Linked DNA regions of Homo sapiens: all the other regions are linked to region 3. The links are chromatin contacts, found by Hi-C or POLR2A ChIA-PET in ENCODE. All regions are on one chromosome and are shown on one strand. Each heading gives the region's core, a stretch centred on a gene start or an enhancer-like site at or near the end of the contact. The rest is flanking DNA. Distances are from core to core; before and after follow the strand shown.

The links. Hi-C counts contacts between places; a loop is a spot of excess contacts on that map. ChIA-PET counts read pairs that join two places held with the same protein, here RNA polymerase II (POLR2A). Pooled maps may share reads with other maps.
Region 1: a loop to region 3 is called in a map with no recorded cell type, with 5 times the contacts of the local background. The contact joins the promoter of ZNF295-AS1 here to the enhancer-like site in region 3. A Hi-C loop is called at or near these places in 6 of 37 single-sample maps with no recorded cell type and 4 of 50 pooled maps. POLR2A ChIA-PET finds 5 or more read pairs at or near these places in 1 of 52 experiments (OCI-LY7).
Region 2: a pooled map shows a loop between it and region 3 (2.2-fold over the local background). The contact joins two enhancer-like sites. A Hi-C loop is called at or near these places in 1 of 37 single-sample maps with no recorded cell type and 1 of 50 pooled maps. POLR2A ChIA-PET finds 5 or more read pairs at or near these places in 3 of 52 experiments (GM12878, RWPE1 and naive thymus-derived CD8-positive, alpha-beta T cell).

The regions. Positions count from the first base shown.
Region 1 is chr21:42,007,834-42,012,233 of GRCh38, forward strand. It overlaps ZNF295-AS1 (ZNF295 antisense RNA 1), which reads left to right and starts at 1,361. Exons shown (of 2, transcript NR_119384.1): 1 at 1,361-1,751. It overlaps ZBTB21 (zinc finger and BTB domain containing 21), which reads right to left and starts at 2,527. Exons shown (of 3, transcript NM_001098402.2): 1 at 2,419-2,527. RefSeq lists silencers at 1,700-1,809, 1,850-2,159, 2,600-3,339.
Region 2 is chr21:41,971,642-41,976,101 of GRCh38, forward strand. No RefSeq gene overlaps it. Among named protein-coding and RNA genes, the nearest start is that of C2CD2, 20 kb to the left of the region's middle. Within about 2 kb of position 2,915, at least 4 of the 41 ENCODE cell types and tissues checked have a DNase peak (open chromatin) inside an H3K27ac peak, as active enhancers do.
Region 3 is chr21:41,831,172-41,835,344 of GRCh38, forward strand. All of the region lies in intron 11 of PRDM15 (PR/SET domain 15), which reads right to left. Among named protein-coding and RNA genes, the nearest start is that of PRDM15, 46 kb to the right of the region's middle. RefSeq lists enhancers at 2,308-2,377, 3,158-3,277. Within about 2 kb of position 2,431, at least 5 of the 41 ENCODE cell types and tissues checked have a DNase peak (open chromatin) inside an H3K27ac peak, as active enhancers do; they include OCI-LY7, where a contact is called at or near this core.

The sequences.
Region 1 (4,400 bases), core at 111-2,610, 180 kb after region 3:
CATCCGTTACAGAGCCCCAAAACGTGGCAGTATTCTTTGCTTTTTCTATTAGACCTTGTGACTTTAATCACTACTGGACGATGATTCCCAAATCTGTATCTCTGTTTAGACTCTTGAGGCTCCAGCCTCTCAGGTACCTACTGAACGGTTCCATCACAGTATATCCTCAGGTCCAGCATGGTACTTAAACTCCACAACTCTCGTCCCTGCTCCCACATCTGTTTGTCCTCACATATTCCCGATTTACTTTGGTGTGTTGCCAGACCCTAAAATTTCTTCTCTTTCCCTTATAGCCTATCACTGTGACCTGGTCAAACCTAGCTCTTACATAGCTTATAATCTGCTCTCTCTACTTCCATTGGCTTTGCGGACAACTAAAACTGTCCCTTCGGCTGGGCGCAGTGGCTCATGCCTGTAATCCCAGCACTTTGGGAGACCAAGTGGGGTGGATCACGAGGTCAGGAGATCTCAAGGCCATCCTGGTCAACAGGATGAAACCCCGTCTCTACAAAAAAAAAAAAAAAAAAAAAAAAAATTAGCTGGGCGATGTGGCGGAAGCCTGTAATCCCGGCTACTCAGGAGGCTGAGGCAGGAGAATCGCTTGAACCAGGGAGGCGGAGGTTGCAAAACCAGGGAGGCGGAGGTTGCAGTGAGCCAAGATCACGCCATTGTACTCCAGCCTGGGGCAACAAGAGTGAAACTCTGTCAAAAAAAAAAAAAAAAAAAAAAGAAAAAAAGAAAAGAAAAGAAAAAATTGTCCCTTTAATTATCTCATTTCCATCGAGAGACCTTCTTAACTTAACCCCAATTTTGTTATTTACAATTTTTCCTTCAGAGTGTACACATCTAATATTCAACAGTGTAAGTTCCTCGAGGGCAGGGGTTATATCTTCTTCAACTTCTATTTCAACAGAATGAAGCACATTATACTTTCAATAAAGTGTTAAAAAGGAAAAATAAACAAAAAGTTACTTTTAAGTAAACCAGCACTTCAAATTTTGACTTTCTTTTTAACATCAATATTTAGGGGTGCTTAAATTTAAACTTAATGACTACTAGTCCTTAGAGATCATCATTTACTCCAAGTACACGAGGAAAGCTTTAAAAGATAATTTTCCATGAGAAATCTTTCTAAAATGGATTAACCCACTTTCTTGTCTTCTTAAACAAGGTATGAGGACCGTAATGTAAGCTGCTTAATTGAGGACTCAGGGTCATCGTGTGAACAATCGCTGGACTATTTTGTAACACACGCGTGCCCTCGGAGGCTCGGTGCCAGGGCTGTGAGCGCTTGCACGAAAGGAAAAACCCCAGGCCGTGTGAAGTCTAACTTTCCCCGTCCTCTCGGTCAGGCAATCCCACCGGGGCACCTGTCTAAAAACACCCCGCCTCCGAACGCGCGCTCTTGCGGAATTCTCCCGAACCGCAGAGCCCTCGTGGCTGGGACCGCATAGCAACCGGGGGCAGAGTGCGAGCCCCCAGCGGTGTGCTGGGATGGAAAAGCAGGAGCCGCTGAGGATGGACTACGGGGCGTGTTCCCGAAAAGCCGGGAAGAGATGTGGCGGGGCTGCCGCGGGCGTCTCTAAGGCCGGCACGGGTGGCGTCTTGACTCCCTGCCCCTCCAGCCGCGGACCTCGGACGGGGGGAAGGGGGCTCCTCCAAGCGGGGAGACGGTCGCCGGCCGAGCAGCAGGGCTCCTGGCCGGCGGAGGGTGCTATGCTCTGCGGGACCGCCGGGAAGTCCCAGACAAGGTCTGCGGGGGCTCTGGAGGAAAAAAAACGCGCTGTGAGGTCCAGGCGTCCGCGGGAGGGGCCGGGGGCGGGGAGGGAGCGTCCAGCGGGCACCGAGCGGTCACGCTCCGGCCACCGGGCCGAGGACGGGGCGGCGGGGCTAGGTCCCGGACCGTGAAGGGAGCGGCGGGTCGCGGCAGGTGCGGGGTCCCCAAGGCCGCCGGCCAGCTTCCGCGCACACCCCGCGGCCCGGGCCGCCGGCCCCCAACCCCTGCCCGGAACAGGAGAACGCGCCCTTCTCCACGAGGCGTTTCAACCGCTCCGCGCGAGGGGCGCGCGCCTGGGCCAGGCGTGTCCCCTACCCCAGGGGCAGCTCGGCCAGGGTGAAGAGTGAAGCCCGTGAGGGAATGGAGCATGCGCATTCGCGAGGGCGAGGCCAAGTGCTGGCAGGGAGCGTGCGCAGTGTGAAGGTACAATCGGCTACGTGGGAACCCGGGACATGCTCGGTGAGCGCCCAGGTCCCGCGCACGCGCAGAAGCGCTCGGAGCCCGCAACCCGCTGGTGGAGAAAAAAGAGGAGAGAAATCACCTCAGAGTTACGTCAGGAAAGGCCGCGTTTTGCGGGGAGGCTGTAGCCTCCCAAGGAGCCCCGCAGTTCTCCTAGAGCTAGGGGCGTGACAGTTACTCACCGGTCTTCAGTCTCGAGGCAGACGCCGGGCCCCTTTCCGCTCACACTCGGCTCGCGCGCGCCGCAGCCGCCGCTGCCGCTGTGATTCCATCCATCTTGAATTTGACGTCATCCCACACCAGGGATGAGGTCATCGCAGGCATCGCTCGTCACGTGCGCGGCACTCTGATTGGGCGCCGGGCGCCGGAGGGCGGGGCGGGGGGGGGGCCTCGCGGCGCAGGGGGACGGGGGAGGGCGGGCCTGCCCGGAGCCGCGCGCCGAACGGACGCTGCCGCGCTGCAAGCCCGCGCTCTCGGTCCATGAGGGGAGCCTGCGGCGGCCGTTAGGGGAGGCGGCCGGGCTGGGGGCCACGGCGAGGAGGCTGAGCGCCCCGGCCGGGTGGAGTCCGTCGCGGCGAGGAGCGCGCCGATTCTCAGGGGACTTTGCCGCCTGCCGGAGGCGCCCTTGCTGCGGGGTCGCCCCGGGTCATTCGGCCGCGGTCCTGCCCAGCTGGGCCGCCAGTAGTCCCCGCTTCCGGCGCGGCGGGATGCGTGGCGCGAGCGCTTAGTCCCTCGGAGGGGAGGACGCGCTCCCGTTCACCGGTGGACGGCGGGCGACTCCCCGAGCCGACGACCCCGACAGCGACGGGAGCGACGCGCGGCTTTCTGACGGGCGCGGGCGGCGAGCGGGGCCCTGCGGTCCTCGGGTCGGCGGCAGACGCTCCCGGCCCGCGAGGAAAGCCCGCGGGAGGCGGCTCCTGCCGCTCGCTAGTCGCTCAGAGCGCTTCCATTTCCTCCTCCCGACGCAACCTGGCCACCTGGCCCCTGGGCGGGGACCCGGCGGCCGCGGCCAGGGCGTCCGGGCTCGTTCGCCGCGCAGATGGGGGTCGGTCCTGACCCCCGCCGGGGCGTCCACAGCGGCCCGCAGGCAGCCGGAGACTTCGCATAGTGCCCGGCTCATCGGAGGGCTGTGATCTTTTTTTTTTTTGCAGAAATATTACAACTCCACTGATGAGAAAACTCACTTCGCTTTCAGTCAAAACCAGAAATTAGATAACAGAAATGCCACACTGTCAACACCGACCGGGAGGAAAGCCTCGCTGGCGGAGACCGCTCAAGGGAGCCCTCCGCGCGTTCTCCCAGCCCGGGTCGCAGGTGGAGGGGGAGTGCCTCCTGCAGGGACGGTTCTCCCGCAGACACTCAAACTCCGGGATGTAAAACCCCTGTTAATAATTGTCAGGGGTCTGTTAATTGCCAAATACAGTTTTTGAAAGTTGTATGCACTAGGTAAAATAATTTATGTAATGTTTGGAAGTATGTGAAAGACAGACATTAGATTGATACAAATTAAAAATTTGTTGCCAAATTAACAGCTCTGTTGTAGATTATTAGTTTGACTAATTTTAAGAGGACTCTTAGTCTTACATAAAGAATCTTGCACCTAAAAATTTTCTCCTACAACTTTAAAACACTTTAAATTTTTTTTTTTTTTTCCTGAGATGGAGTCTCTGTCAGTCCCAGGCTGGAGTGCAGTGGCATGATCTCAGCTCACTGCAGCCTCCACTCCCTGGCTCAAGCCATCCTCCCGTCTCAGCCTCGGCAGTAGCTGGGACTATAGGTGCATCCGTCACACCTAGCTGATTTTTGTATTTTTGGTAGAGATGGAGTTTCACCATGTTGCTCAGGCTGGTTTCAAACTCCTGGTCTGAAGCAATCCACCCGCCTCAGCCTCCCAATGTGCTTGGATAACAGGTGTGAGCCACCATGCCCAGCCTAAAGAGTGTCTGTATTTTGAACTGTATGGTGGAAAAGCACAAAGTGACTGTTCTGAAGGTAGAAGGCAACAGTGATTATAAGTCTTAAAAGAACCTTGAGTTTTAGGTTCCCCTGTGATTAGGCTGGGGGAGTGTGTGCTGTTATCCTAGTTTTATAGGTGAGAAAACTAGTACTGGCTTTACCGCATGCTGGAAGCAGCCTCCCTTGAGCGATCCCTTTCTAGCCACCT
Region 2 (4,460 bases), core at 1,665-4,164, 140 kb after region 3:
ATTTATGTGAAGAATATTTTGGTCTTAAAAGACTCTGTTATTTTGGCCAGGTGTGGTGGCTCATGCCTGTAATCCCAGCACTTTGGGAGGCCGAGGTGGGTGGATCACGGGGTCAGGAGATCAAGACCATCCTGGCTAACACGATGAAACCCCATCTCTACTAAAAATACAAAAAATTAGCCGGGGGTGGTGGCGGGCGCCTGTAGTTCCAGCTACTTGGGAGGCTGAGGCGGGAGAATGGCGTGAACCCGAGAGGCGGGGCTTGCAGTGAGCCAAGGTCGTGCCACGGCACTCCAGCCTGGGCAACAGAGTGAGACCACGTCTCAAAAAAAAAAAAGACTGTTGTTTTACCAAGGCCCCTTTAGTTTAAAGTGTATAATAAACTCTTCCTTTAATATTAGTTGGAGTTTGTCTCTCCAGTTTAACCTGAAAGGTTACTGTGATTGGGCAACCATGAGGCAGTTTCCCCAGATGCTTCTTGATCAACAGCTGTTCTGTTCCAAGGGCCTGCTCCTGACTGGTTTTGATCAGCTCTTGGATTTTTATTTTTATTCATTTTTTTTGAAACAGGGTCTTGATCTGTTGCCTAGGCCGGAGTGCAATGATGCCATCTTGGCTCACTGCAACCTCTGCCTCCAGAATTCAAGTGATTCTCCTGCCTCAGTCTCCTGAGTAGCTGGCATCACAGGCGTGTGCCACCATGTCCAGCTAATTTTTGTATTTTTAGTAGAGACGGAGTTTCACCATGACGGACAGGACGGTCTCGAACTCCTGGTCTCAAGTGATCCCCCGCCTCAGCCTCCCAAAGTGTTGGGATTACAGATGTGAGTCCCTGCGCCCAGCCAGTTCTTGGATTTTTAGTCGTTCTGGTTTATATTTGGTTGACTTTGATAAGGCTCCTTATAAAAGGGCACGACCGATAAACCAAAGTGTCTGGATTATTACAGAAAATAAAATTCAGGTAAGAGCCAGATGTTGGCTGATAAAGGGAGTGCCAGGAACCCTCTGGCTCTGTAGATTGTGCCAGAGCCTCAGGGATCACCGGCCGAGCCGGGGCTGCACCCTGCTGCTCAGTCTTCTCTTGTCGCCCTGGGAGAGGGAGATGGTGGGATTGGGCCGGGGGTTAGGAGACAGTGCCACAACAATGCTCTTCGAAATCAAACATGCGAGAAAGCAACGTTTAATTTTGTTTTTCATTTGGCGTATTCACATTTCCGTCTTTTGCTTTTGGTCCATGTTTGCTCTCCTTTCTGTGCTTGTCACGGGCATCTGGTCACTCCCGGCCTACTGCATTCCTACTCTTTCTCATCCCAGTTCAAGCGTGTTCCCCAGGCCAGCCTGCCCCTTGCATCTCTGCCAAGACGTTGTTTCTCACGCACCTGGGAAGGTGTTTCACATGCCCGAACACGCTGAGGGTCAGATGGACCCCAGGGTCTCAGCCGGCCGACCCTAACTTCCCAGGCTGCATGTAAAGCCGTTGTGCAGAGTCTTTTCTGGAAGTAGAGCCTCTTCTCCACTAAGTTATTTTTTCTTTTTAACTTAGGCCTTGCCCACGAGATACTTGATAGTCTTCCAGCTTTTATTTTATCTGTCCACTTTGATCAACTTTGATCAGCATCAGCATGATTTCAAAGTCTTTGTCAAGAAACAGACGCTGGCGTTGGATGAGGCATGGGAAAGATGAAGAGAGTTGGCTGAGAAGGACGTGGTCCCCAGCCCTGTTCTTGAGGCTGGGTCTTTAGGGGGCCAGGAGGTGCGGAGCTGAACGCTTCCCGCCTGAGGCTTCATCCGCCCGCAAGTGCATCAGGACTCTGCTTGCAAAGCGACGATCATTTCCTGGGTTATCAGTCTGGAAGCTGCATCCACAAAGAACAGGAGGCTGTTGGTTTTTGCTCATGCATTCATTCCTTCGTTCATTTGGCATTCCTTGGAGTGCAGCCAGCAGCCACGGGGCGCAGGTGCAGTCCGTTCTGGGCCACACCTGAGAAGAGCTGCAATCCTTGCCTCTTGTTGGAGGCTTTAGGCCCCACCTCGTGTCCTCCTGACCTACCTTTCTGCCTCAGCCCTGCTCTGGCAGCCGGCAGTGCACAGGTGGGGCCTGGCAGCCCTGTGCCTACGCAGCCCCACGTATGTCCTGCTTCTTGCCTCGGGTTTCCCTACTGCCCCTGCGTGGGACTGGCGTCACCATTCTGGGGGACAGGTAGATCTTGAAATGATGAAACATTAATTCCCTGGGGCCAACCTTGACCAGTGAGTGACAAGAGATGGAGGACAAAGGACAAACACTTGCCACTTGTATCTTCCTTCTCAGAGGCTTCTCTGTGGGTCTCCAGGGTCCCCAGCAGGAGGCAGCGAATCCCAGCTGCCCACAGCCTAGTAATCCAGTGTGGGTTCCCTTCTTCCCTGTTTTCCTCCTCCCAGCCCGGACCTGTTCCTGGAATCACTTCCCAGAACTCACCACTAGGCCACAAGCTCTTGTTATTTGAGGAAGGTAGCTAAGGCAGCCACAGGGAGCTCACAGTGTAGGGAGATGGAGCCAGGCACCCAGGAACCATCTCAACCCACGTGGTGAGGGCCACGAGGCATTTCCCAGAGCCTGTGGCACAGAAGAAAGCCAGCCCGGTCCCCTGGGGCAGGTCAGGGGAAGGCTGAACTGGGTCTTGAAGAGGAAGTGGGGGAGGGAGGGACACTCTAGAGCGCAGGAGCAGTGAGTTCAAAGGCCAGGAAATGTGAGGAGGCCGGGCTCCATGGAGACTGGGCCCTATTCTTCTGGTAGATCTGCCCGGATATCCAGCGTGTTTGATTGGACCTGGTTGAGATGAGTTTGGAACTGAAGGCATTTCCTGGCCAAAGTGCAAAGTGACCTTGGAGAGAATTCAGTTTTCCTCAGAGGGGATGAGGAACTCCCACCCTGGGATCAAGCGAGGAAGAACTGCCATCAAGTTTGTGTGTCCTCTACAGCCTCGCTATTCCAGTGTGTGGGCCAGGACAGCAGCTTCCACACCACCTGGGAGCGTGTTGGAAATGCAGAGTGTCAGGCCCCGCCCTGGACCTGTGGAACCAAACCCTGCAGTTTCGTAAGAGCCCAGGGTTTTGAATGCACATTAAAATTTGGGAAGTCCTGTCCTAGGGCACTTTGCAGAAGATGCTTTTGACCGGGCTTGGGGCAGGGCAGCAGAGTTCTGTAAGGGAAAGGGTCTTCGATGAGAGAGGAGAGGAGGGACTCAAAGCACCTGCTGGGAACTGGGGAGGGTAAGGCAGGGGGAGGAGCCAGAAGACGCTGCCAGGTCTCATCCATGGGTGAGGGGTGACAAGCTTCATGGAAATGCAGGGTGGGGGGAAAAGGGGAGGGGGCGATGGGCTCTGCCTGGGGCTGCCCCATCTAAGGTGTCCATGGAGATAGGAAACCAGAGACGTTCACCGGGAGTGATTTTAGTGAATCCTTGCTTCCCTTGAGTCTTCACTGTTTTCCAAATCTTTACAAACCATCTGCTTAATGATTAGGTCTAGAATGTTCTTAGAGATCACTGTCAACATTACCAGACTGAAATTTCTGGAGTCATCTTGTAGACAGTTGGGATATTTATGTTTTCCCCTTTCATTTGCAACTTATATTAAGGTCCCTGCATGGGGCCCCAGTAAATAGCACCCATCTTCCTCACTTGGGTGCTGGAGATGTTAGATATTGGATAAGTTGAATAAGCTGAGTGAAGTAATGAGTACCCAGGGAGCAAACTGTCACGATTTGTCCTGTGAAGGTAAGTTGAGGATGCAGCCTGAGATCTCCTGGTCAAGTTGGGTTGTGAATCGGGTAGATCTAGGCACCCAAGCACTGGCAGGGCTGATGGGGCCGACGGGCTTTCTGCAGGCAGCAGATTCCTAACCATGCCCATCAAATATTCTTCCAGAACTCCTCCTAGGAGCAGGGTAGCCTGGGGTCACTGGAGGCCAGGAGATGGGTGATTAGAGCCCCTGTCCCAAGGAGACGTGGGGTTGGGGGATGCTTTTCCGCTACTCACCTGACTTCTAGATGAAGGTCGGGTGTGTGGTGGGAAAGTTCGCCACACCTGCAAGCTCTGGCAGCATTTCATGCAGGTCCACCTGGGCCCAAAGGCCTGGCCCTAGCAGCATCTGAAGGCATCCCGGTTCTCTAGTCTCTGCCCCACTCTGGTCCCTGCAGACTGATTTTACCTTGTGCACCGCTGTCTTTAGTGAGGAGATTATGAGCAAAGTCAGAATAGAGGATGGAAGCCCTGAGCTCCAAGGACGGCTGTCCCCAAGCTCCTGACCCTGAGGAGACACATGTGCTGCGTGCTGGGCACTGGATAGTCCTGGTCGTCTCCAGCTGGTCCTAGGATCTTGGACAAGTCTCCATCATCCTGGAGCCCTGCAGGGCCCTCCTGAGGCAATGGGGGCCCAGCTGCCCTTGGGACTCCTCCAGCCGCCGCTCTCCAGGGTCC
Region 3 (4,173 bases), core at 1,181-3,680:
GAAAGCTGCCATTTGTGCAAAGCAGCCGCCCTGCGCCTGTCCCTCTCTGCTGCCCGAGGGAGCCGCCACAGAGTGTCTCAGGGTCCCCCTGTCTAGGGTTTCCCTGCCTCAGCGTTTTGGGCCAGATCCTTTGTTGTGGGCCACCCTGTGCACCGTGGGATGCTGAGCAGATACCGGGCTTCCACCCAGTAGGTGCCAGGAGCACCCCTCCCCACCAAGGTGTCTGCAGACATTGCCGACAGCGTCCCTTGGGGCAAACGCCCTCCACTCTCCACCCCCGCCAGGTAGAGATTCACTGGCCAGGGCTCACAAAATGAGACTCTCTGGGGTGGGCCTTGGGCCTCCGCATGTGTCTGGCCTCACTCAGGTGATCCCAATGTGCAGCCCAGGTTGGGGGTGAGGGAAGCAGACAACCTCCCCCGGGAGAGCCAGGCGCTCTCAACTCCTCCCAGCTGGGAATGGACAAGGCATGGCCGACAGCGAAGACAGGAGACAGCAGTGGGGAAATCTATGCCCCATGGGTGCCACCCTCAGGACAGGGGAAGCGCTGGGAGGGGACAGTCCCCTCCCACAGCTCCAACCACGGCAGGACAGTGGGAGGTGGCCTCTGCCAGGGCTGAACACAGTAGAGGTGGCCCTGTGCGAGGCTTCTCTGCCCACATCCCACCCCACCTGCAGCGTGACCTCAGCCCAGAGCCAGCCTCACCTGGGCCATAAGAGGAGCACCGTGACAGATGCTACGCTGAGTCCCAGCCTAACATACTGCTTGCCTTCCTTCTATAAAGTGAAACATTATCCATACAGCCACTGCCCTCAGTTTCGTTTTGGCTTAAGATTTGATGGGCTCTGTCCGGATCCACACGACCGCATGGTATGTGTCCTTCACACACTGCGTCTGAGGCGTGCGTGTTTACAGTGCTGGACGTTTTCATGATCACTTTAATGGCTACGTGATATTCCATCCAGCTCACTTCTCAAAACTCACTTTGCTATTTTTGACACTGTAGATAATTTAGTGATGGAATCTTTAGTAATGCAGATTTTTTTCTTCTGTCAAATCTCTTTATCATGAATTCTTAGGAATGGGACCACTAGAGCCAAGCGCTTTGTGAAAGGCCACACCTTACAGCGCTGTGGCATCAGATTGCCACAGGCCACACCTTACAGCACTGTGGCATCGGATCACCACAGGCCACACCTTTACAGCACTGTGGCATCAGATCACCAGAGGCCACACCTTACAGCGCTGTGGCATCGGATCACCACAGGCCACACCTTACAGCACTGTGGCATCAGATCACCACAGGCCACACCTTTACAGTGCTGTGGCAACGGATCACCATAGGCCACACCTTTACAGTGCTGTGGCATTGGATTGCCACACTCCCCTCAACCTGGGCCTCCTGAACAGCATAGGTGAGCCTCCCTCCCAGCCAGGCACTAAAGAGCACAGGTGAGCCTCCCTCCCGGGCAGGTGCTAAAGAGCACAGGTGAGCCTCCTTCCCAGGCAGGTACCAACCAATACAAGTGAGCCCCCCTCCCAGGCAGGTGCAAATCAGCACCCATGAGCACCCCCTCCTGGGCAGGTGGCTCCACTAGTCCTGCCGCCCCGTGGAAGGCAATGGTGCTGCCAAGAGCTTCAGCTTTCTCCCTCACAAGCCCCTCGTGACCATGGAAAGAGAACCTACTTCAGGCCACTCCCCAGCTGTCCCGGACAACTCTGCCAAGCCGAGGGTGGCTTCTCCCGCAGCCACCCACTCACTGCCAGTTCAGGAACCCACAGGGGCACTGGGTCCCAACAATGCTTCTCCCTCCAATAACCCTGCGCCGAGGGGATCTAGGTTTATGTCTGAATAAATGAGCCACTGAGAACAGCTGCCTACTGGGGTCTGACGAAGGGAGAGGGGTGCAGGGCACCTGGGGATGGAGAGGGGATTATTGGGGGAGGCTGGTGGGCCGCATTTTGCCTGAGGGCCTGGACGTGAGCCTTTGCTATTCCGTAGCACAGTACTTATGGTCAGACACAGCACAAGGAACACGAAGATGAGTTACACCAGCACCTGGTCACACCACAAGGGACAGGCACCACAACAGGTCCCATGGAGGGAGCTTCAGAAAAACCCACAAGACTGTAACATTTTAAAACTGCCCCCCACACCCCTCTCCAGGGTGTGCTATGAGTCCTCGAGAGAGGGTGACACAAAGGCAACAGTGACCCATCCCTCTGTGCCCCGCTGGGGACCCCCACTGCTTGGGCCTCCAGTGCCACCCACCACTGGGAATGGGGAAGGCGTGACTCCCACATTCTTGGTTTAATTCTTGGTACAAATTCTTGGTTTAATTGTCTAAGGAAGATACACATTCTCTTAACTTCAATACTATAAATAAGTATAAGAGCATGCAAATCATATATTATGCAAACAAGCTCCATTTCAAGGTTTTTATCCTTTCTGTTCAGTCTAAAACGGGTAACCTTTGAAACTAGAACATCTCAGGGGAAGAGGTGGTGCGATGCAGGTCCCTGGCGCTCTGCGGGTTCTAGGTGACTAACAAAGGCCAGCACCTGGCCTAACAGCACCTCTGGCTGACAGGAAGCTGCTGCTGCCTTAGCCGCTTCTAGTACTTTGTTTTATTTGGGTCCAGAGAAATAGTTGAAAATATCAGAGGGCAATGCCTCTTCCTCAACCTTGAGTCTGCCTCACCAGAGCGCCTTAGCTGGTAGCATCACTCTTGGGAACCCCGAAACCCTCGCCTGCTACACTCCTGCAGGACTGCGGGGACCCCAAGGGGAGGTTCGCAAACAAGATGAAGGTTCATCTGTCTGGCCGGGGCTGCGTTAAGTGGAAGTCTTCAGGGGACTGTGCCCCAGGTTTCTTGGGAATTCTTGTGATAGGAGGGCTTAAAATGCAGGAGGTGCGGCACACTGGAAATTCATCCAGAAGCTTCTGGAGGCCACCTCATGCCAGACATGGATCCTTCAGAGCTGCTAAAGCTTAGGCAAAACATGACTCATTCCTGCCCCTCAGAACAGTCCAACCCCAGGAAGAAGGCATCAGGGAGGAAGAACCAAACCCTGGTTTCAAATAGGAGCCCTCAGAGTAGAACTAGCCAACCCCACCAAGGGCCCCCCGCGCCCAGCAGCTACGGCAAGGGAGCAGGGCCTCTCACATGGCCCATGTGCGACAGCCCTGGTCAGAGCCCCTGGGAGTCCGCTGCTGCAGGTGCCCTGTTCTCAACACAGGGGCGGGTGGCACCTTAACAAGAACAACACAGAGATGCAAGTGACAGACACAGAGCAGGCGGACAAGGACGGGGTGGGCGTCGAAGGCTAACCTGGTAGGTCTCTAAGCCGACTGCCGCCGGGCCCCCCCTCTCCAGGGTGTGCTATGAGTCCTAGAGAGAGGGGGACACAAAGGCAACAGTGACTCACCCCTCTGTGCCCCGCTGGGGACCCCCACTGCTTGGGCCTCCAGTGCCACCCACCACTGGGAATGGGGAAGGTGTGACTCCCACATCCCAGAGGGTGCACGTCATCACTGCAGAATACAGGGGCGTCCTCGGGCCACGTGGAGAAGCGCAGCCGGCAGGACGGCCTTGGCTTTCCTTTGGTCTGTTTACTTGCCAGCAGCAAATTCGGCCAGAGAGACAGGGGCCTCAGACGCCCCCCAGGCCCGAAGAGGCCACCTCTCCACTACAGGCTGGTCCAGGCACACCCGGCTTCAGGCCTCACACAAGGAAAATGCTTTATTTTTGGAAGCTGGTGCACACAAGCAGGCTCAGAACAAAAAGAATGCGTGCAGGGGCAACCCCGTTCCACCCTGGACGCCGCAGGAGATGTGGATGGAGGAGGGCTCGCGGTTAGGAACAACCTTTGCAAGCAAGCGAGGAGCGCTCACACTCCTCCAGCCATTATCCTGATCTTTTCCTTTCTTCCTCAGACGGCCCTAGAAAACATTGGACACTGCTGCTCCCTGTTTTTAGCCAGAACGGACCCCGGCTTTACAATGCTCTCAGTGTGGGGCCATACGCAGCTCGGCTGACAAATGCAGGAAGAAAATCAATCCCTTTTTACTGGAAAGTTTCCATCTGTGTATCTTTAGGGTAACAACTGCTTTGAAGCAAAATGGACAGAGGGAAATGTTAAAAGTGAGGCTGTCTATTCATGAAAACAAT